Regions from separate parts of the Homo sapiens genome. Here region 1 is linked to region 2. Evidence: chromatin loops called from intact Hi-C (ENCODE). Cell type or tissue: endothelial cell of umbilical vein. All regions are shown on one strand. Links, peaks and the distances in the headings refer to the core of each region. The heading gives the core; the rest is flanking DNA. Region 1 overlaps PRDM8-AS1 (PRDM8 antisense RNA 1). Region 2 has its middle 12 kb from the start of PAQR3.

Region 1 (11,513 bases), core at 2,589-6,588, 1.2 Mb before region 2:
AGGGGGATCTGTGAAATAGGGATATTATAATATTTAACATCAATAACATCATATTTAAAGGGTCAGCATAAGAATTAAGTGTGATGAGGCTGGAAGAGCATTCAGCCTAGCACAAAAGAAATGCCCAAAGTTTAAAGCAGCTCAGTGTCTTCTGCTTTGGAATGCTGGGTAAATAGAATTTTTAAAATCTCAGCTCTCTCCTCCCAATTTTTTTCCTCTTTGGAGAGAAACAAGATGCAAAGATGCATGTCAGTGTGTGGGGTGGTAGTGACTGGAGAGTTGGAAGGAAGTAGCTTGTGGTAGAAAGTTAGGTGACCCTTGTGGAAGCTGAATGCGGGTCCTCCTGGCCTTTTGTCTTTAGTGTTTAGGTACAAGGTAAAAGGATTGAAAAGGCAGAGAAAAGGGACTTGGAACATGGAAGACACTCAACAAATGTTTCTTGAACAGAAAATGACATTTCAAAAATCAGGGAGACAAAGAGTCTGTCTGAAATGGGAATGGAGACCCAGAGCTGGGATTGACTGCCATCTCTTGGTGCCAGGTTGCCAGTAGGCATTTGGGGCTCTATAGGAGCATTTCTGAGTGACTTTATGTTACAGATCTCAGGAAGGGGGGTGACATTACTCTAGAAGAACAGACTCCGAGGACAGGAGGAGCAGGAGGTTGCATCCCCCTGCATATAGAGAAGGGGCATAACCCAACAACAGACGCGGAGCAAACCTGACTCAAGAGAAGTTACAAGTAAAACTCAGGTGAAGAGAAGAAAAGAGAAATGATATGGACTATCTTGGGGTGAATTAGGCCTCCAGTATAGGGTTGGACTCTGTATATCCCCCAAACCTTGGAAATTCAATTTGGAGCCCCAAACCCTAAATTCACAGACATCCCCTAATTATCTCCATAGCTCAGACCCTTTCAAAGTAGAGAAGCATACCTGCATTACCAAATGCCCCATCATTTCCCCCTCTCCTTCAATACCAGTATCATCCTCTGACTTCAAATGGGAGCTCTTAGCATTCTTTTCTGTTCTTCATAGATAATAAAATAATGGACAATAATATTTTACCCATCAACTAAGAGGACATTCAAGAAAACGTGGCCTGAAACAGCATTCAAGATGATATTCTTCTGCTTCCCCCCGCCCCAGGGCAGAGAATGCTGATACAGCAACAACCTGGGGTATTTCGTAAACTTCTGGCTCTTAGTCCACTACCCTGACTAAAAGGTGCTGTTAGCAAAAAGGAGAATAAAATAAAACCAATTCCTCAGTGTTCTACCCTGGGGGCAAAGGAGACATTGGTGAGAAGGAGCCACAACTTGGAAAAAGATTTATTTTTCCTGGCCATAAATCTCATCCCTTGTTCCTCTGCCCAACGAAGCATGATAAAGTCCTTTTCCATAAAGTATTCAGTATTAGAGCCACAAAGCTCCCCCAATCAGTAGCCATCTGCTTCTACCATAACTGCTGCTCCCGAAGCAGGGAAAGCAGCACAGAGAAAGGGCACCACTGTTAGGCTGCTGGACAAATGAGGAGCCTGAATAGCTTTGGTTTTCCTTGTGTATCTGTATCTATAGAGACAGCAGAAGAAAGGCCGCATTATATTGATACAACAATTGTAAAACAAAACACGGAAGAGGCATCTAAAGGGCAATATCGCATGCATCAGGGGTCCCCAGATAAAAGGGGCACTAACAGATTTATAGAAACTTTTAATTGGTTTTCAATTGAAAGCTAAAGAGGCCAGGGTGTAGCTGTGAAGAGTGGCAAAGTGCTCTCCTTCAGCCCTCTGGAGGCGTGATCGATTTCATGAAGGGAGAAAAGAGGAGACCCTACCCGCCCAGAGCTGCTGCTTCTTTGAGGGCAGGGAGCAACTCCACATTAGCAACTTTCCTCTTTGGCCAGGGAGTTAACTGATCTGATCTTGACAATCAATCTCTCTCTCTCTCTCTCTCTCTCTCCACCCTGCCTTCTCTCTCTCCCTTCTCTTCCTTCCTCCCTTATTTCCTCCCTTCTTTCTTCCCTCTTTCAGACCAGTAGGTAAGTGGAAAGAGGAAGGAAAGGCTGCAAAAGTAAATCTAACATTCCAGTTCTGGAAAAAAAAAGGCTCCTAATAAGGCCCAGACTTTAAACCTGTTTACCCGCTAGTAGGGAGGCCTCTGAAAGTAACAGGAGTCTGACTCTTATCCTACCCCATCCTTCCTCTTCTCCATTTCTATAACAACCCAGTCTTTCCTTTTCTATACCAAACGGGAAAAGCTAAGCGTCACAGGAGTCTCTCCACCTAGTGCAGTGAGAAGTTTTCCCTTGTGGCCACCGGGTTTATTTCAGAGTGGATCTCTCCATTCAGCCAGTACCGCGCGCCTTTTCCTTAACGCCTTCCTGAGAAGCCAGCTGCAGCGACGGTGGCCCCCGCCAGCTTCGGTGGACAGCGCCCACCCATGCAGCAGCCTCGGACGTCCGTCCGTCTGTTCCTAAAGCTAATTTATTGGCCCGACCCTCCATTACCATTTTCGGCTTCCTAATTAATCAACGATAAAAGGCAATGACGCAAATTACGATTATGAGGGAACTGGAAGACGGTTTTGAATAAAATGGGAGAAGGGAAATATGATTAATTGAACGACATGATAGTGAAATCTCAAGTGCGAGAAAAAGGCCCCAAGGGATCAAACTCTGAACTCATCCGTATTGCAGGTGCGCCCCTCCTGTTGTCCTAGTGCCCTCGCAAGGGGACAGCCCCTAAATTCAGTCACATGGGTCCTAAGCCTTCGGAAGAGACCGAACTGGGTTCCCACTCCAGCTCCCAACCACACTCTGTGCATGAGGCCCTTCCTCCAATCCTACCCCTTCCTCCAATCCCCATCACTCACTTTGCCGCCGCCCCTGACGATTTTCCGGGCTCCTTGCCGGTGAGTCTGCTCCACTTCAGGACCGCATTTTTATTGAAGTGCACCCTATTATTTCGCTAATGAGTTGCGGGTCTCCTCAGTTTCCCTTCTGTCCTTGCACATTCCTCTAGCGAGGCTTTTTGTGAAATTGTAGGAAAACAAGTCTAGTAGGTCAGAGATCGCATTTGCTCGTGTAAGGGATTAATAAAGCTCTTGTCTGATGCTGCTTTTTAGAATTACGTTCGGGATTAAAAGACAGACTCAACACAGGCACACATTTTGCATCCGCTGGTGGTTGTGATTAATTTTTCCGAGGGGATTTGGGCCGGGAGCTTACGGAACGTGCTCTCTGGGTCTAAAACCCAACGACCTCGGCGCACGGGCGAGCGGAGGGTCTGGGGGCACTGTGGGTACGCGCCAGAACACTGGGGGATTAGAGAGGACATCGGACGGGCGCGGAGTTGCCAGCCACTGCGGCCTTTCAATGTCCCTTCCCTCCCTTTCCCCACCCCCAGCGCAACTGCTTCTGAAAAAAAACGGTGAAGACTGTCCGGGGAGGCTGTCTTTAGGGTTTTGGAGAGAAGTGGGGGGCGGGGGAGAGAGAAAGAGAGATACTTTTGACTGTCATGACTTTTCGAGGGGAGAAAGGGGCTCAGTACAAAGCCACTGAACTTTAAGCATCCGTCTAGCAAGGGAAATCCCCAGCTCTGCATTCCAGGGAAGCGCTGCCCCAAGTGCATAACTCACCCCCCAATCAAACAGTCGCCGTGCCCCGTCCCCCGAAAAGAATGACTTCAACCTCTGAGAGCTGCCATTCTCAGGGCTGCTTTCGCGAGCACCCAGGGAGGCACCTATGGAGAGGAGCCAGAGCCAGAACCTGAGCGTGAAACACATCCATCCCCTCCACACTACCTTCCGGCGGGCGACAAACCCTCCCCCCGCCAGTGATCAGAAAAGAAAAGGAAAAGTACCGGGGTGCAAGCGGGGAGGGAGGGGGAAGTAAGAAAACAAGCGCAGAGAGAAAGAGAGAGGAAGAGAGGACGAGGGAGGGGGGAGAGAGAGAGAGAAGCAAAAAGGAAACGAGAGAGGAGTACAGTTAGAACTGAGAAAAATGGGGAAGGGGTGGTCGCGGTGGGCGGTGGGCATTACCGCTTTCCAGCGGAAGGGGGCATCTTTGCGGCAGAGGCAGCGTTCCCCGGGGCGGGGGCGGGACGCCGGGGCAGAGCCAGCCCTGTAGCCCCGGCCCCGGGGTGCTGGCGCCCTCTTCTGGCTGCTGTGCGGCCGCTCCCTGCTTCTCGCGGGTGCTCTGGTCCAGAAACTGTTCCGCCCTCCGCGCCCAGGATGAAGGGGCAGAGGGGAGGAAGGTCAAGAAAGAGAGAGGGTTGGGTACCGGAACGCTCAGGCTCCTCCTTCCCCGCCCTTCGCCTGCCCCGCGGCTTCCTTACCTGGGGACTGTGGGGCTCCTTCCCCGGGAGCGCAGCTACTGCGGGCCCCTCGGCGGCCGCTCTCCCACCCCAATCGGAGCCTGCCGAGGAGCCCGTCCGCCTCGCGAAATGGCCCCGGTCTCTGCTGCAGCAGCTGGGAGGGAGGGAGCGACCGCCGGCTGCTGCCGGGCGGCGTCTGGGGGCCGCGAGCCGAGCGCAAGGAGAAGCCATCTGGAGCCTCGGCAGCGGGCGGGGGTGGGGGTACAAGAGAAGGGGCCAGGCTGCTCGGCCCCAGGCGGGCGCGGGGCAGGGCTCTGGCGTGGGAGTGGCGCCCAGTCGCCCCAAGTACTGCGTGTGTGTCGCGGGAGGGGTGGTGTGGGGAGGTGTGTGAGGGTCATGGCCCCTGGGGAGGAGGAGCGGAGGCCTGCCGTTCTCAAGTCCCGCCGATTACAGGGCAGCCCGGTACCCGCAGGTTTAGCAAAAGAGAGGGGATCCTCCTGGCAACCACCAGCCCCCCTCCAGCCATTCTCCCTCCGGGGATGGAGAGCTGGGCGAGGACAACCCAAGCACTCCTACACGCTCACACACCCGCTGTCCGTCAGAAGTGGTTTGCTCATTTTCCTCTCTTCCCACCTTGTCCATCCCACTCCAGGAAACATTGCTCCCCAAACGGCACGGATTTCTGGACGCCTCCACCTTAAGACAGCTACTTCAGCCAGAACGTGGGACAGGCACTAACGGGATATCACCCTTGGGGATAAACACGCTCCAGTTTCCTGTGGACGGTGGAAGAGGAAAGAACAGGAGAAGCTGCCAAAGGGATGGGGTGTAGGAAGCTCATCCTTGCACGTTTAGACTAGGGAAGAAGAGAATATTAGGGATGGGGGAGGGGGGAGGATGGGAAGTGTAGTTTTTCCCCTTCCTTCCTTTCATTTCAGATCCCATTTAGTGCTTTTATTTCTTTAATTTTGAAAACTATTTCCCTTTCCTGAATCTGGATGCGGGCAGGGAGCGAACTCAAGGAAATGATGAGCATGGATGAGAGCCAGGGGACAGGAGATATGTCCTGGGAACTCAAACTCTGCTGCTTCGCCACTGTCTCCGAGATGCCCTGAGCCTTAGCCCAATGTAAAGGGAGCTGATTGGGTGTATGGGCAGTGGCGGGTGGTCTGAGTAAGAAATAAAATGAGGGCAAGCCAGATCTACTCCCATCCCAAAGCATTAAAAGACACACCTCCCCACCCCTCAGCTGTCTTGTGTCCGGCAGAATGGCATTATGTAAAAGATCTGGCATGTCACCCAGTGGCACATCTGGTAGGTGTAGATGGCATTCATTAGCACGGGGCTTCTACTCTGCAGCATGCCAAAGCTCTGACAGAGATGCCCGCTGCCAATCATTCATTGGCTGCCAATCCCCAAGCGCGGCCGGGCGGGATGGCTTCCTTCCACCCTGGCATCAGGAGTGGAGGAAACAATGTGTTGAGATAGAAGAGATGAAAGTGGAGCTGAGGATGCGAGGCACCCAACAGATGTATCCCATGAGGAGATAACGGTGCTAAAAGTCATTTAGCAAGAAAGCATATGCAGGATCTCAGGAGGGAGGCTTGGGCAGGGGGTCTGCTTGCCTAGGGCTGAGCTGAAGGAAAAGCAGGGGAGCCCTTTCAGAAACCTGAAAGTTGAGGTTGCTTCTCTAAAAACACACAAAGACCAAAACCTCAACCCCCTAAGTGTAGGATTTCCCCCTCTCTTTGGTTTGTCACTTGTATCTCTTTTTATCTAGCAACCTAACTACCTCTGTAAAGGTCAACCTTTGTCATGTTTTTTTCTGAGGACCGAGATGAAGAGCACCTTCCTGTTTTAAATTTTGCATAATTCTCATAGACTAGTAATTTGGGGGCTAAGGGGAGGAAGACTGTCAGGCTATCTTCAGTGCATCGTAAAAGGCAAAGGTCTTATTTCCATTATTAGCTTTTCAGAGGGGATAAAGATGAACAAAGGAAAGCAAGGAAATTATTAAAATGGCAAAGGAAGATTAAACACAAAATCCAGGATAGAGGTTGCCTTTGAGGTTGTTCTTTTTCTTAGGCTGGGTGGCAATTAACAAAGTGTTCAGCGTAGTTTTTCTTTATGCCATATACATATTTTACATTCTTTTTATCCATTCACAACTTAATAAAGCAACAACAAAACTCAGGGCTTTGAAAGTTTGTGGAACTTGGTGTTTAAGTTGACTCTAACTTAAGCTCTTTAGTTTATATATATAATATATATTTGTGTGTATTATCTATACAATTATACTCTTTTTAGTATATGTTATAAAATATTTGGGACATATACTATAAATTTATTCATATTTTATCTAAAACTGAAACTTTAGTTGGCCATTACATATATTTATTTGCTAAATCTAGCAACCTTGGGTATGTTGGCTCATGGTCACAATATAGCTGCTGTAATTCCAAGCATCAAACCATCGTTTTAAACATGAAGAAAGGAACAGGGGCAAAAAGCTGTGGTTGTTTGCTTAATCAATGAAAAGAATACTTTCACTTTCATTAGGCAGACCTGGATCTCCTGGCCACATATACATGCAAAAGAGTTTGGGAAAATTAGCCTTTAAAGTATAAAAAGATAGCGATAAAGGACTGGGGATGGTTGTTGGGTTGCAATCAAAGGTGTCTGACAAAGAAACCGAAGATCAAAGAAGAGTTAATGTTAACATCAAACAAGAGTATAGCTTATCAAGTTTTTTCATTGTTTTAAATAAAAGTTTTCTGTTTTCATTATTGTGATTAAAGGGATACTGTTCTTGAGTTTAGCAGTTTCTTTGTGAATTTTATCAAATATTTCAAAATAAGGGCTTGGTCTTAATGTGTTCAGAAGACAGCTAATGTAAAATTTATCTTATATTTAGATGAAATTAGTATTTGCATTAGTAGTATAATTAGAATGTACTTACAAATTTAAGTGAAACAAAGAAAATGATGTTACAAGGACTGGGATTTGAATTCCCATTCTGCGACTCATTGGGTGTGTGACTTTGGGTATTTTATTTATCTAAGTAATATTTCCCCATTTATAAAATGGGTTAATGTTGATGCCTTGGAGGGTTATCATGAAGTTTAGAGATCATGATACGCATAGAAGGTTTTGAAATGTGGCAATTCTCAGAGACCCAAAAGGAAACAGAAATTCAGCCCAAATGAATCATATTAAGAGATGAGTAGTCTCCCTGTATCTGTGGTTCTGCTTTCTGCAGTTGGAAAATAGGTGAGTACGGTATAAGATATTCTGAGAGAGGGAGAAAGGAAGACCATATTTACATAAATTTTATTACAGTATGTGATGGTTAATACTGAGTGTCAACTTGATTGGATTGAAGGATAAAAAGTATTGATCCTGGGTGTGTCTGTGAGGGTGTTGTCAAAAGAAATTAACATTTGAGTCAGTGGGCTGGGGAAGGCAGATCCACCCTTAATCTGATGGGCGCGATCTAATCAGCTGCCAGCAAATATAAAGCAGGCAGAAAAATGTGAAAAGGAGAGACTAGCTGAGCCTCCAAGCCTACATCTTTCTTCTGTGCTGGATACTTCCTGCCCTTGAACATCAGACTCCAAATTCTTCGGTGTTGGGACTTGGATTGGGCTCTCCTTGCTCCTCAGCTTGCAGACAGCCTATTGTGGGACATGTGATTGTGTAAGTCAATACTTAATAAACCCCTATATATATATATATGAGGCAAGGAGTTTACTGACTCTGTACATAATACCTTTGACCATATGTGGAGAACCAAGGAACACAATGAAGCTGGTTGCTTGCTCCTAAGTTCAGTGGACAAAATGTGGAAAGAAAATGATGAACTCAGGGATTCTGTCTCCTGGCTTCAGAAGCAGATACTGAGCCTCAAATCTGCTAAGATTGCACTAAGCGAGAGTCTTATCTCATGTAGAGAAGGAGCTAAAATTGTGGAAAAACAGACGCAAGCTCTTATCATGCCTGTGGCTCTCCTGTAATGAAAGATGCATGTACAGCTTTGCCAGGTGTCTACTGTTAAAGTAAGGGCATTGATTGGAAAAGAATGGGACCCCACAACTTGGTATGGGGATGTGTGGGAGGACCCAGATGAAGCTGGGGACACTGAGTTTGTAAACTCTGATGAACCTTTTTGACAGAAGAAACAGCTTCCCCATACACAGTAGTGAAAACATCCCCTCCCCAACCCATGCAGCTATCAGCCTTTCCACCTTTGTCTGAGGAGATAAATCCTGCACTGCCTGAGGCAACAGTGATGGCCTCCCCTGCAGCAGTTATCAGGCAAGATAATGTTGATTCTCCTCAGCAGCCACTCCCAGCTCTTTCGTTTGCTTCTAGACCTATAACTAGATGGAAGTCCTGGAGGGCCCCTAGAGGTGAGGTTGAGAGTGTGACCCATGAGGAGGGACACTATACGCAAAAAGAACTGTTTGAGTTCTCTAATTTATATAAACAGAAATCTGGAGAACAGGCATGGATATTAAGGGTATGGGATAATGGTGGAAGAAACATGGAGTTGGATCAGGCTGAATTTATTGATTTGGGCCCACTAAGTTGGGACTCTGCATTTAATATTGCAGCTTGGGGAGTTAAACAGTTTCAATAGTTTATATGCTTGGTTAGCTGAAATATGGATTAAAATATGGCCCACTGCCAGTGAGCTGGAAATGCCTAATCTCCATCGGTTTAATGTAGAGGAAGGGATCCAAAGGCTTAGGGAGATTGGGATGATGGAGTGGGTTAGTCACTTTTGACCTACTCATCCCAGCTGGGAGGGTCCAGAAGGTATACGCTTGACCAATGCCTTGTGAAAGAGATTTGTGAGGGCAGCACCTGCATCTTTGACGAGCCCAGTAATTGCTCTTCTCTATATGTCAGATCTGACAGTGGGAACCACAGTAACTCAACTACAAAATTTAAATACAATGAGAATTATTGGATCCCAAGGTGGCAGGGGCCAAGCGGTAGCACTCAACTGTCAAAGGCAAAGTGGGTATAGCTACCATAATGGACAGCAGAGGCAAAGCAGCAATCAGAATAGTCTGACTCATGTAGAGCTCTGAGCTAATTAATCACAGTGTTCCTAGAAGTGAAATTGACAGGAAGCCTATTATGTTCCTATTTAATTTATACAAGCAGAAATCTTCTAGGTCAAATGAACAAAAGACTAATTTGAATTATAAAAACAGAGAATCATAGCCCCTCAATCAATTTCAAGACTTGAGCTGGTTTACAGACCCAGAACCCCTTGAATGAAGGGGAGGCCAGGTCCCCTTGAGGAAGGACCCCACTGTATTACCGACAATTTATGCAGTGAATCTTTCTCCCATCCTCCCCCAAGGAGACCTCCAGCCTTTTACCAGCGTAACTGTGCACTGGGGAAAGGGCAATGATCAGACATTTCAGGGACTGTTGGACACTGGCTCTGAGCTGACACTGATTCCAGGGGACCCAAAATGTCATTGTAGTCCTCCAGTTAAAGTAGGGGCTTATGGAGGTCAGGTAATTATGGAGTTTTAGCTCAGGTCTGACTTACAATGGGTCCAATGGGTTCCCAGACTCATCCTGCGGTCATTTCCCCCATGCCAGAATGCATAATTGGCATAGATACACTTAGCAGCTGGCAGAACCCCCACATTGACTCCCTGACTGGTAGGGTGAGAGCAATTTTGTTGGGAAAGGCCAAATGGAATCCATTAGAGCTGCCTCTACCTAGAAAATTAGTAAACAAAAAACAATATTGTAACCATGGAGGGCTTGTGGAGATTAGTGCCACCATCAAGGACTTGAAAGACACAGGGATGATGATTCCCACCACATCCCCATTCAACTCTCCCATTTGGCCTGTGCAGAAGACAGATGGACCTTGGAGAATAACAGTAGATTATTGTAATCTTAACCAAGTGGTGACTTCAATTGCAGCTGCTGTACCAGATGTGGTTTCATTACTTGAGCAAATTAACACATCTACTGATACCTGATACACAGCCATTGACTTGGCAAATGCCTTTTTCTCCATTCCTGTCCATAAGGCCCACCAGAAGCAATTTGCCTTCAGCTGGCAAGGCCAGCAATATACCTTTACTGTCCTACCACAGGGGTATATCAACTCTCCAGCTTTGTGTCACACTCTCATTTGGAGAGATCTTGATTGCTTTTCACTTCCACAGGATATCACACTGGTCCATTACATTGGTGACATTATGGTGATTAGATCCAGTGAGCAAGAAGTAGCAAACACACTGGACTTCATGGTGTGACATTTGTGTGCCAGAGGATGGGAAATAAATTTGACTAAAATTCAGGGACCTTTTACCTCTGTAAAATTTCTACGGGTACAGTGGTGTGGGCTCTGTTGAGATATTCCTTCTAAGGCGAAGGATAAGTTGGTGCATTTGGCCCCTCCTACGACCAAAAAGGGGCACAATGCTTAATGGGTCTATTTGGATTTTTGAGGCAACACATTCCTCATTTGGGGGTGTTACTCCAGCTCACTTATCAAGTGACCCAAAAGGCTATCAGTTTTGAGTGAGGTCCAGAACAGGAGAAGGCTCTGCAACAGGTCTGGGCTGCTGTGCAAGCTGCTCGGCCATTTGAGCCACATGACTCAGGAGATCCAATGGTGCTTGAGGTGTCTGGCAGATAGGGATGCTGTTTGGAGCCTTTGGCAGGCCCCCATAGGTGAATCACAGTGGAGGCCTCTAGGCCTCCATTGCTGTCATCTTCTGGAGATAACTACTCTCCTTTTGAGAGACAGCTCTTGGCCTGTTACTGGGCTTTAGTGGAAACTGAATGTTTGACTATGGGCCAAGTCACCATGCAACCTGAACTGCCTTTCATGAACTGGGTGCTTTCTGACCCATCCAGCCACAAAGTGGGTTTTGCACAGCAGCATTCCATCATCAAATGTAGGTGGTATATATCTGATCAGCCTTAAGCGGGTCCTGAAGACACAAGCAAGTTACATGAGGAAGTGGCTCAAATGCTCATGGTCTCCACTCCTGCCACCCTGCCTTCTCTTCCCCAGCCTGCACCGATGGCCTTATGGGAAGTTCCCTATGATCAGGTGACAGAGGAAGAGAAGACAAGGGCCTGGTTCACAGATGGTTCTGCACGATATGCAGGCACCACCTGAAAGTGGACAGCTGCAGCACTACGGCCCCTTTC
Region 2 (11,513 bases), core at 3,381-7,380:
AGAAAACATCAGCAACACCCCAAGCTGATGTGGGAAATTCTGATGGAAAAAAAGCATAGGGCTTATTATAGCAGTCAACGTGTCTTTTTAAAAAATCTATTTATCTATTTGCAGAAGGGAGGACTATCATAAAGAAGTTAAAACGAAAGAAGACAAAACTGTCATTCCCCCACTGACAGGCAGGCTGAGTGGTGGCGAGCAGAACTGACTAAACAAGCCACCCCTTGGTAAGGAGCAGAGTGAAGCCTGTAGTGTCACACTGTCCTTCCCACACTGCCCTGCCAGCACCATGACTACTACCTCCACCGTCAAAGACATGCATTTACATATACACAGGCACAAATTAGATCACGGGAATGTGTGTGAAGCAGGTTCACTGTGCACTGGCTACCATTTGTCTGAGTCCAGTGAGACAGAACACCCACACATACAACAAGTTACATAAGTGGATTTATTACTTACAGATAAGCAGCAAGAGAAAAAAAAAATGCCTAGGATTCATGACGAGCCTGTCCCCTCAAGGCTCAGGAAAGCTGCCTGGGGAAGACAAAATCTCATCAGTATGTGCCCCACTTGCACCACAGCCGAGGGACCCCCAACAGGTAGCCTGCCTTGGGTTTTATACTGTAGGGACAGTATGACATACTGGGCCAAAGTGACTTTCTGTTTATAGAGGGGACTGGCACAATGGACTGTTCAGGTCAGCCCCTCCTTATCTCAGGATGTTGCATTCCCAGAACATTCTACAGTTTCTCTTGAGAACTACACACAAAAAAGGAGGGAGAACTGGGTAGGTCCAAGGCCACCTGGAAAACTGTCCTGCATGTAGTAGGTCAACAATATATTGTAAGTGCTTACAATGCACTGTACAGTGGTTTTGCACAGTGGTGAAAATGGATATCAAGATTGACAGTGAGGTAGGGACAAATCAGACAAAGGAGACGTGATCTGAGAGACTGTATGGGGGCACTATAGCTTGGCAGTGACCATTTGCCAAGTGGTCACTGCCAAGCCATAGTGCTCCCTCGCAGTCAGTCCCATCTCTGTCACCCTAATGAGCTGGAGAATAGGAGACTAATGTCCATTGAATACAGGCCCACAAATCTTTTTTAGAATTTTTCTTCTCCCTTTACTTCATCCCTAATCATGTCATTGTATTATTCTAATCACATGACATTTTCACCAAAGAGAGAAGAAATACAAAGAAATTCGAACTTTGAGGTTTGTGGAGATCAGGTTACTTGCTAAACCCTAAATGTGATTCTGATAATATTTAGCACAGATGAATCCTTTGAAGCAGAATTACATAAAATTTCTCAATCATATTCACTATTTATTTTGTGTTAATCAATCAATCCAGTGTATTGTTGAAAAATGTGGCAAATTGAATCAGTTTCTAATACATCCAAACATAACATCTAGAGGAGTTACTAGTCTAGTTGTTTGATTGCCCAGCTGTGTCCTTAGTACATTTAAGTATTTAGTAAATAGTAAGTTAAAATTACCTCCTATTCATAAAGAGAAGCATAATTAAATGATCTATTCATTTATCCATCTATCCAGCCAACCAGCCAGCCAATAATACTTATTAACTACCTAATATAGACCAGACATTGCCCTAAGCAATTAAGGCTATCAAGAAGAAAAGAAATAATCTGTGTCCTCAAGAAATACATAATATTGAACAGTAGACTCAAATATGTTTTATTGTACACCATCATCAGCTAAAAAAATTGGGCATATATACCCAGTACCACAAATGTATATTTACTTGTTTATAAATTACAAATAAGTACTATCATAATAATATACTGCATGTATAGATAATATATATAACAATGCTAATATTTTGATACAGTAAATATAGAGAGACATAATATACACCAGGAAAAAATGACACAAAAATGATAGTTAAAAGAAGTGAAATAAAAAATAAATAGTTCTAAGTAGAGTAAGAGAAAGAGTTCCAAAAAAAAAACGAACCAGACCCTTAAATCAGCAGCATCAAGGACAGTATCCAAGATAACAAGTGACTGCCTTTTGGCCAGGGTACTCCTGAGATAAAATCTACTAGGTACCATTTTCTGCTTAACCCAGACTACCCTTTCCCATCATTATAATTGCAACAGACAACCTCAACATCTCAAGGAGTAGAAGATAACGTTAGCTAGTCCTACATAAATAACTTGAAATACCAACTTTGGAGATACGGAAAAGTTTTACTTTGGAAAATCCAAGATCTCCTTAGGTTTAATTTGATGTGGAAACTTAAAAGAGACTTCAGAAAACTGGCTGAAGCTTAAGTAGAAAAAATATATTTCCCATAATTTCTCCTGTGTAGTCATTAATAACATAACAATGAAAAGCCAAATTCTGCCACATTATTAGCAACCATCCTTCTATTACTAAAAAGAATGATCTTGTCATTGACAGATGCTAAGACTCAGTGGTTTGAATCCCACCATGTGTTACAAATTAAAAGGGCTAACATCACAATAACACTAATCTTGAAAAAATAGGAGAAAAATAATTGTTAGGAGCTGTAGGACCAACATTTAAATGAACCCACATACGATAGTCCAAAAAAGCCACACATAAAATTAGGTAATATATTAGTCCAGTTAGTTAATTGAGCAAGTCTAAGTCCACTCTGCCTAAAGCATTAAGCCGTATCTATGTTTTAATTTCTACGAAAGGAGTAGATATTAGTTTATGCATAGGAAAAACGATTTTTAAAAACATTATTTGTATATGGGAAGGGGCTGGAACAAGGAGAATGTTTAACCTTCTTAAACATCCATGTCTCTAAGTTTAATTTTTTGTAAGGATAATATACCATTCTTATAAGGAAAATATATAACTTTTTAACAAACAAACAAAAAACTCTATTAAAAAAATAGCACAGTGTAACAAAAACCATATCAAACTAAAAATCAGAAGACTTCGGTTCTAAAAAATCAGTGCTGCCATTCACCAATCATGAAATAAATGGCCATTAATATTGGTGGTGGTTGTGGTGCTAGTTCTGGCTCTGGTGCTGGTTGTGGTTGCTGTTACACTGGTCATGGTTCCATCCATTGATTCCAAAGGATACCCTAAACTTTCCCAAGTCTCCTCTTCTGAAAGTCGGCCTCTTTCATGTATATTGTGTGCCAGCATTGCCCCCTACCAACGATATGTTGCGTTACAGCCTGCTCAAAAAGATTGTTTTTCCACCTGTTCCTGCTGAGGCATGACTCCTCTAAACCTGAACGGCCCCGATTTCTAGTCTGGCATCCACCTCTAAATAGCTGCAGCACCTAGGACAAGCCCTCTAACTAACTCTCTGCTTGTGAGAACGTTCCAGGCACATATGTAAAAGTGAGGCTGCCTTTTCTCCTGTACTGCCTGAGGTAACATAGAGTGATTCGTGGGTAGCTTCTTGAATTTTATTTCAGCAAACATTTAGCAAGTGCTATTACGTGCTACATACTGTGCTAAGAGCTGGAGGTATGAACATGAATGAAATATGGCCCCTATCCTTAGTGTCCACGGTGTCTCAAGTTTGTATATGGAAATAACATTTTGTTTGTATATGGAAAAGAACATTTTCTTTCACAAGTTCATTTGTTCATGTTAACAGACGAAAAAGCCATGGGTGTATGCTCAAGGAGCTCACTTATTAACATTTGGTTTATAATTTTATACAAGAACAGAAGTGAAAGGTGTTTTTTTTAATCTTTGAGTGAGTCAATACACATCTACTGAGCATTTACTATTTACAAGGCCCTAGGCTTAATACCAGGGATTCAAATAAGATGGGAACTACTTCCAAGATGATAGGAAACAAGTTACGGAGCAGTGCAGTAACTGCTCTGACTGTTCAACCACCTCTTCCAGGAGGATTCGAGGAATTCTCCTCTGAGGAAGGACACTGGATCAGATCTTAAACAATCATTGCTTGCTAGTACGAAGGAAAAGAGGGTGGCCAGAAGAGACCAGACAGATGTGGGTAGGAGGAGGACAAAGTTACACAAGAGATCCTGACTGCGCCAGCCCTTAATCCAGAAGAAAGAAGCGTGCTGGAATTTAGAGTTCCCTTAAGCAAGCAGTGGAGACCTTATTAAAAAGCACTAAACTTAGGGGGATTCTCAGATCATCTTTACTGAATAAAGACTCTGGGGATAAGCTTTAATTAATTGAGAATAAAAAGAGTGGGAGATCACTAACGATATCCCCAAGTGGAAAAGGATAGTAGTTGGAGGCCAGTACTAAAATCAGACTTTTAATTTGTGCTCAGGGAACTGCTAGCTCCTGAAAGCACTGTTTTCTCATGGTTCTGAAGCTTTAGTGAGGGCAAGAATGACAGTTTCTTTTAAATCCTTCATAGTCTGGTTATGCAGCTGGGAAGAAAGGCAGGTCTAAGATTTTGTTTTATTTTTGTTGTTCTTAACATACATCCTAGTGATTCACAAGCAGATGATCAATAGATCATACTCTAAGAAGCAGTGCCTTATAGCGCTATACACAGGCATCTGATAAAATAGGTAATACCAATTCCAGAGCTCTGAGCTATATAATTCTAAATGTTTCACATGTGTGCCAGACAACTAGATGCTATCACTGGAGGTGACATATTGACTTGCCGGAGCCACATAAGAGCTAAAAATGTTTTACACATTTGCCCAGAAGCATAAAGAAAGCTATGCAAGCACAAAACAGTGTCTTTGTAAATACCGTGGAATAGTAATAACGAAATTGCTATTTCTGGGCATGTTGTTAATTCTGCTTTACCCATCTATACCTGCAGGTTTCCGAAGGCCTGTACTCAGCGCTAGCTGTGGCCACACTGTGGAAGGAAAAGCTGAGTCCCAGCTGGACCAGGTGAGCCTGATGAACAGTGGCCCACCCAGGAACCAGTCAGATTTCACCAGCTATTCATCTCGACAGGCTCAATCACCCTGGGCCCTCCAAAAGAGGAAAGATGAGCCAGAGATTAGGTAGAGAGGGAAGTTCAAAGTGAAGCATAGGGGAGGGGAAGAGCTATTTATCCATCTTCTGAGCTGAAGCTTGCCTGTCAAAAAACATTCTTTGTTTAGTTTTCCTGAGGAAAATAGAACAGCAAATTATGTTCCGTTATGATAAAGATAAAGACAAAGCTGCAAAGCCATTGAAAAATTTTGTGAACTTAAGTTTCGTATTTTAAAAACTCTTTAAATTTCTAATGGGCTGGATTATTCATATTTAGGAATTTCAAATCATATATAGATAATTTTTTTTTTAATCATAGTGTACCAACCTTAAAATCACTCATTTCTCATCCCTATCTCAGTGTAAGGCTCAAGTCCAGAGCGCAAGAGGTGACAATTCTGCAGGAGAAGAGTGCCATCTGCAGGAGGACTGTATAATAACTGACAAAATCCTCAGAGTTAATAAAAATGAGACAATTCATTAGTGGAGATTCCACACTCAGCAAGTTGTCTGGCATACAGTAAACTCAATAAATTATTATTGTTATTTGCATGGTAGTAATTATGGCAATATATAATTTTGCATTGCATCTCTTGAAATTGAAAAACAAAAACAAATCAAAAGCCCAAGGAAGAAAGAACCAGAGGCTATTCAGATTATTCAGATCATTCTCCTGGTTTTCATAGGAACCCCTCCAGATATGTAAGAATCTATACCATTTTTAAAGATCTTACAGAAGGAAATTCCACAGCCTCTTATATTCATACCCATGGCTCTACAAGCTTCAGCAGGGCCAGGGCCAGGAAAACTTTGTTACATAAATTTACTTTGGAATGCTCTCCTTCCGCCCCTTTCAGAATCGATACCAGCCCTCATTTTAGAACATACGTTCTTTCATCTGTTCAATAAATATTTTTTTGTGCACCTGCTATGTCCCAGGTGCTGTGATATTTAACCTGCATACAATGGTGAACCCACCATATTTCCTGTCTTTCAAAAGTTTACAGCCAGTTGATCCTCTAAGACTCCAGGATGCTCCTGCTTCCTTTTCCCTGTCTCCCACCTCCTTTTTCAGCTCCTCCTTCCTTCTTCCTTATAAATACTTCATGCTAGGAACTTCCCACAATCCCCCTTACTCTCAACAAAACTAAACTGCCTGTGCTTTATTTTCTCAGGGTTCTAACCTAGGTAGTGACTAGCTAATCTGGTAAATGATTTCACGACAAATGCTAATTGATCTCATCACCAAAGTAATTTGAACACTTTTTCATGAGGTATTTCTGAAGACACAACAATCATTTAGGTCTCTGTGTTGGACTAATGGAGATGATCTTCTGAGTTAGGCAGGGCCTTGTGGTGTATGTGGTACCTGGTACTCCAAAGAGCAGAGCCAACCTTGATTTTTTTGGTTTTACGCCATTATTTCAACCTATTTCTCAATTTGCCACAATAGAGTTAAAGAATTCTATTGAAGATGTACCCAATCATCTTTTACTATAGAGTAGCTCCTTTAAATTCTTGATAAATGTCTCTTCTCATTCTTTTCTCTGATACAAACAGGCTCCCAATAATAATTCAAAACACCACTGAAAAATGAAACATTATGTTAACTTGCATTTTTCATCTTTTATGCATATTTTCCTAAATTTTACACTGCAAATAGATGATGAAGCCACCACTGAACTTCCTCAATTTTATAAGTTCAAATCAGATATGAGATTATTGCAAGCTACTACTCCTGTCTGTTATAAGAGGTGATTTCTACTATTAGTGGTTCCTGATGCATTTTCTTAACCATTCTGCAAGATGGTGTTTGTTTAATTCTGGGCTCTGCAAATGGTGGTCCTGTTTCTGACAGCATTTATTAAAAATAAAAATACATCAGCCCAAATTAAGAAAAAATCCCTTCATTTTCTTGAACTGGAGTGTATATATTCATACCGAAGAAAATATAAGAAAACAAGTAATAAGAAGATAGGGTTTGTATCCCAAAATGTAAACTTTTTCAATGAGGCATAGTTTTTTTTCTTTATTTTAATATCTATCTCTAATTTTAAGAAGGCCCTGTGGAAACTGCATCAACTGCCTTTGAATATTTCCTTGGATATGATTGGGTTGTTAAATTTACACGTTCAAATCTCCTGGATAAGAATGATCTGTAACAACCCACTACAAATTTGGGCAACATTTATAAATAAACATTGGAATTTATTCCTCGGAAAATTTAAAATGCCATAGGTGAAGGGAATTGAATATTATTGATGCTTTTTCAGTGCCAGGTACTTTGTATATGTTATTTCGTGTGACTTTAAGCCCTGTCAAGTTATTTAGGTTGTTTAGACTTATCCTCATCTAATAGATGAGAAAATCAAGACCAAGAGAAATTCTATAACTTGCCAGTAAGTTATATTGTTCAGATTCAGCCTCACGTCCATCTGGGTCTAGCACATGTTCCTTCTATGATACATGAAGACCCTTATTGTAAGTGCTGGCTGTGAGTTTCAAATGAAAAGATGGGCTTGGCATTGGGATGAGATGATGTAACCCAAGGCAAGAACTCTGATGGAGCACCCTGAAATGGAACACTGTAATGGACCACCATAAAAACAGGAAAACATCTTTAAAGAGCATGTGGTTACTTATTTAATATACATTACTGATTATCAAGTTATGTTTATCATTTGTGGGGGTTTTAGATCTAATTTTCAAAGTGTAGCCATTTGGAGATTAAATATTATAGTGTAATGTCTGTACATCATTTCTGGTGAATCAGACTTCACTATTACTATAAATACATTTTAGGCTAAAAAACCCTGACTCCTAGAGTAATGAATAAGCTTATCCCTCACATTTAAGCTTTATTGATTTCTGCTTTGTATTATGTTTCAGAATATTTAGAATGTCATTTTTGTAGTTAATAGGATTGTCTGTGCAGATGGTAAAAATACATTTATTCAAGCCCAATCTTCATTCTAAAGATTTTGGTATAACATTATTTGTTCACTTCTTTATTTATAGAAAATTTATTGTAAAACTGTTGGGTATTTATCGTAAACCCTAGCATGAAACTACCATCTGACCGTGACCCAGCAATTGCACTTTGGGGAATTTATCCCAGAGATAAGAAAAATTCGATTTTCACAAAAACCTGTATAATAACCCAAATCTGGAAACAACCCAGATGTCCTTCAACAGGTAAATGATTGAACAAACTGCGATATATCCAATCCCAAAAGGTTACATACTGTGTGATTTCATTTATATAACATTATCAAAACAACAAAATCATAGAAATGAACAAATTAGTGGTATCAGGGGTTAAGGAATGGGTGGGCAGGAGAAAGTATGTGTGGCTGAATCCACAACATAAGGGATCTTTGTGGTAATGGATCTTTGTGGCGAATGATACTGCACCTTGACTGTTATCAGTGTCAATATCATGGTTGTAATATTGTGCTATAGCTTTTCAAGATGTTATTATTGGAGGAAACTGAGTAAAGGGTACAAGGGATCTCTGTCATTTCTTAAAATTGTATATGAGTCTACAATGACCTCAAAATAAAAAGTTTAATTAAAAAAAAGAGGTCAAGCATGGTGGCTCATACCTGTAATCCCAGCATTTTGCCAAGGCAGGAGGATCACTTGAGACCAGGAGTTCAAGACCAGCCTGGGCAACATAGGGAAACCGTGTCTCTACAAAAAAAATAAAAAATAAAAAGTAGGTTATTTTTTGAGGGGAACTCTGAAATAAAAATAAGACAAAAATACAAAAAAAAGTTAGCCAGGCATGCTGGCACATACCTGTGACCAAAGTTACTCAGGAAGTGGAGGCAGGAGGATCGCTTGAGGCCAGGAGGTTGAGGCTGTAGTGAGCCATGTTTGCACCACTGCATTCCAGCCTGGGCAACAGAGACACTACCTCAAAAAAGTAAAATAAAATAGATAGATAGATAGATAGATAGATAGATAGATAGATAGATGAGAGATATCACACCTAAAGCACTGGTACTACAAATAGAATAAATACTCCTTAAAAGACATTAAATCTTGTTGTAAATACCTATAAGAAAGCAGGCAGTTCCCATGCAGTGTGGCAAATTCAATGTTACAGTTTTCATACAGGCCAGGGGAGAGAGAGGGGTAAGAAGTCAGATTGCCATGAGATAACGAACAAAAGGAAAGTTAGAAATGGAGACAATAAATGTAGACTGTTTCTAGAAATATGGCTGAGAATGGAAGGAGAGAAATCTGTAGTTTTAGAATAACATACAAAAAAAAGAGAGAGAGAGAAGTGAATAAAACTGAGAACCAAAAGTCCATATAAGAGATCAATGAAACCAAGAGTTGGTTCTTAGAAATAATAAACAAGACTGGTAGATTGTTAGCCAGATTAACAAAGAAAAAAAAGAGAAAATCCAAATCAGAACGATCAGAAATGACAAAGATGACATTACAACTGATCGCACAGAAACACAAAAGATTCTCAGAGACTGTTATGAACACTTTTATGCACACAAAGTACAAAATCAAGTGGAAATTGATAAATTCCTAGAAACACACAATGCCAAAGATTGAATTAGGAAGAAAGTAAAAACCTGAACAGACCAGACTGAATTAGGAAGAAAGTGAAAAACTGAACAGACCAATAATAAATTTGTAAATTGAATCTGTAATTAAAAACCTACAAACCAAAAAGAGCTCTGGACTACATGGATTCACAGCTGAATTCTACCAGACACATAAGGAAGAACTGACACCAATCCTATTGAAACAATTTTTTTTTAAATCAAGGAGGAGGAGCTTCTCTCTAACTCATTCTACAAAGCTAGCATCATACTAATACTAAAATGTGGCAGAGACACAACAAAAAATGAAAACTTCAGGCCAATATCCCTGATGAACCCAGATGTAAAAATTCTCAACAAAATACTAGCAAACTGAATCAAATGCAGCACATTAAAAAGTTAATTCGCTATGATCAAGTAGGCTTTATTTCTGATATGCAAGGTTGGTTTAACATACTCACATCAATAAATGTGATAAACAGAATCAAAAATGAAAACCATAAGATCATCTCAATAGATGCAGGAAAAGCCTTCAATAAAATCCAGCATCCCTTCATGGTAGAAACCCTCAACAGATTAGGCATTGAAGGAACATACATCCACATAATAAGAGCTATCTATGATAAACCTACAGCCAACATCATACTGAACAGTCCAAAAACGGGAACCATTCCCACTGAGAAGTGAAACAAGACAAGGATGCCTACTCTCACCATTCCTATTCGATATAGTACTGGAAGTCCTAGCCAGGGAAATCAGACAAGAGAAAGAAATAAAAGGCATCCAAATAGGAAAAGAAGAAGTCAAACTATCCCTTTGCCGAAAATATGATCCTATACCTAGAAAACCCTAAAGATTCTGCCAAAAGGCTCCTGGATCTGATAAACAAATTGAGTAAAGTTTCAGGATACAAAATCAAAGTACAAAAATCAGTAGCATTTTTACATCAACAGTGTTCTAGCTGAGAACCAAATTAAGAACACAATCTCATTTACTATAGACACAAAGAAAATGAAATACCTAAGAATCCATCTAATAAAGGAAGTGAAAGATCTCTATAATGAGAACTACAAAACACTGCTCAAATAAATCAGAAACAATACAAAGAAATATAAAATATTCCATGCTCATGGCTTGGAAAAATCAATATAGTTAAAACGGCCATACTACCCAAAGCAATTTACAGATTCAACTCCATTCCTATCAAAATACCAGTGTCATTTTTCACAGATTTAGAAAAAGCTATTCTAAAATTCATTTGGAACCAAAAAAGAGCCCGAATAGCCAAAGCAATCCTAACAAAAAGAACATATTCAGAGACATCCCACTATCTGACTTCAAACTATACTACAAGGCTACAGTAATCAAAACAACAGGGTAACGGTATAAAAACAGACACATACAACAGTGAACAGAATAGAGAACCCAGAAATAAGCCCACATACCTACAACCATCTGATCTTAGACAAAAATCAACAAAAACAAGCAATGGGGAATTGTGCTGGGATAAGCGGCTAGCCATATGCAGAAGAATAAAACTGGACCCCTACCTTTCACCGTATATGAAAATTGTCTCGAGATAGATTAAAGATTTAAATGTATGACCTCAAACTACAAAAAGCCTGGAAAAAGACCTAGGAAATACCCTTCTCAACATAGGCTTTGGCAAAGAATTTATGTTAATTGTGACAAAAACAAAAACTGACAAGTGGGACTTAATTAGAGAACTTCTGCACGGCAAAATGAATTACCAACAGATAAACAGACTACAGAATGGAAGAAAATATTTGCAAACTATGTATCTGACTAAGAACTAATATCTAGAATCTACAAGGAACTTTAAAAAAATAAACAAGCAAAAACCAAACAATCCAATTAAAAAATGGGCAAAGGACATGAACAGACATTTCTCAAAAGACGACACACAAGTGGCCAAAAAAAATATGAAAAAATGCTCAACATCAGTACTCATCAGAGAAATGCAAATCAAAACCACAA

The links. Peaks named below come from ENCODE experiments on the same cell type or tissue, not always from the same donor. Only the 100,000 strongest peaks of a DNase experiment are listed, where the experiment ranks them.
Region 1: it touches region 2 in a loop (14-fold over the local background); 7 of 110 quality-filtered maps call a loop at or near these places.

What each region holds. Positions count from the first base shown.
Region 1 is chr4:80,176,877-80,188,389 of GRCh38, reverse strand. PRDM8-AS1 (PRDM8 antisense RNA 1) reads left to right here. Exons shown (of 6, transcript NR_183912.1): 6 at 4,966-7,126. It also overlaps a transcript of PRDM8 not described here. Among named protein-coding and RNA genes, the nearest start is that of PRDM8-AS1, 15 kb to the left of the region's middle. RefSeq lists silencers at 3,041-3,335, 3,995-4,174, 4,185-4,234, 4,325-4,504, 4,655-4,704 and a cis regulatory region at 8,216-8,864. In endothelial cell of umbilical vein, for the core only: a CTCF peak has its summit at 4,161 (motif pointing left); a DNase peak (open chromatin) is centred at 4,169; H3K4me3 peaks cover 1,828 bases; H3K27me3 peaks cover 889 bases.
Region 2 is chr4:78,945,915-78,957,427 of GRCh38, reverse strand. No RefSeq gene overlaps it. Among named protein-coding and RNA genes, the nearest start is that of PAQR3, 12 kb to the right of the region's middle. In endothelial cell of umbilical vein, for the core only: a CTCF peak has its summit at 5,358 (motif pointing left); no DNase peak of the experiment used is centred there; H3K27me3 peaks cover 357 bases.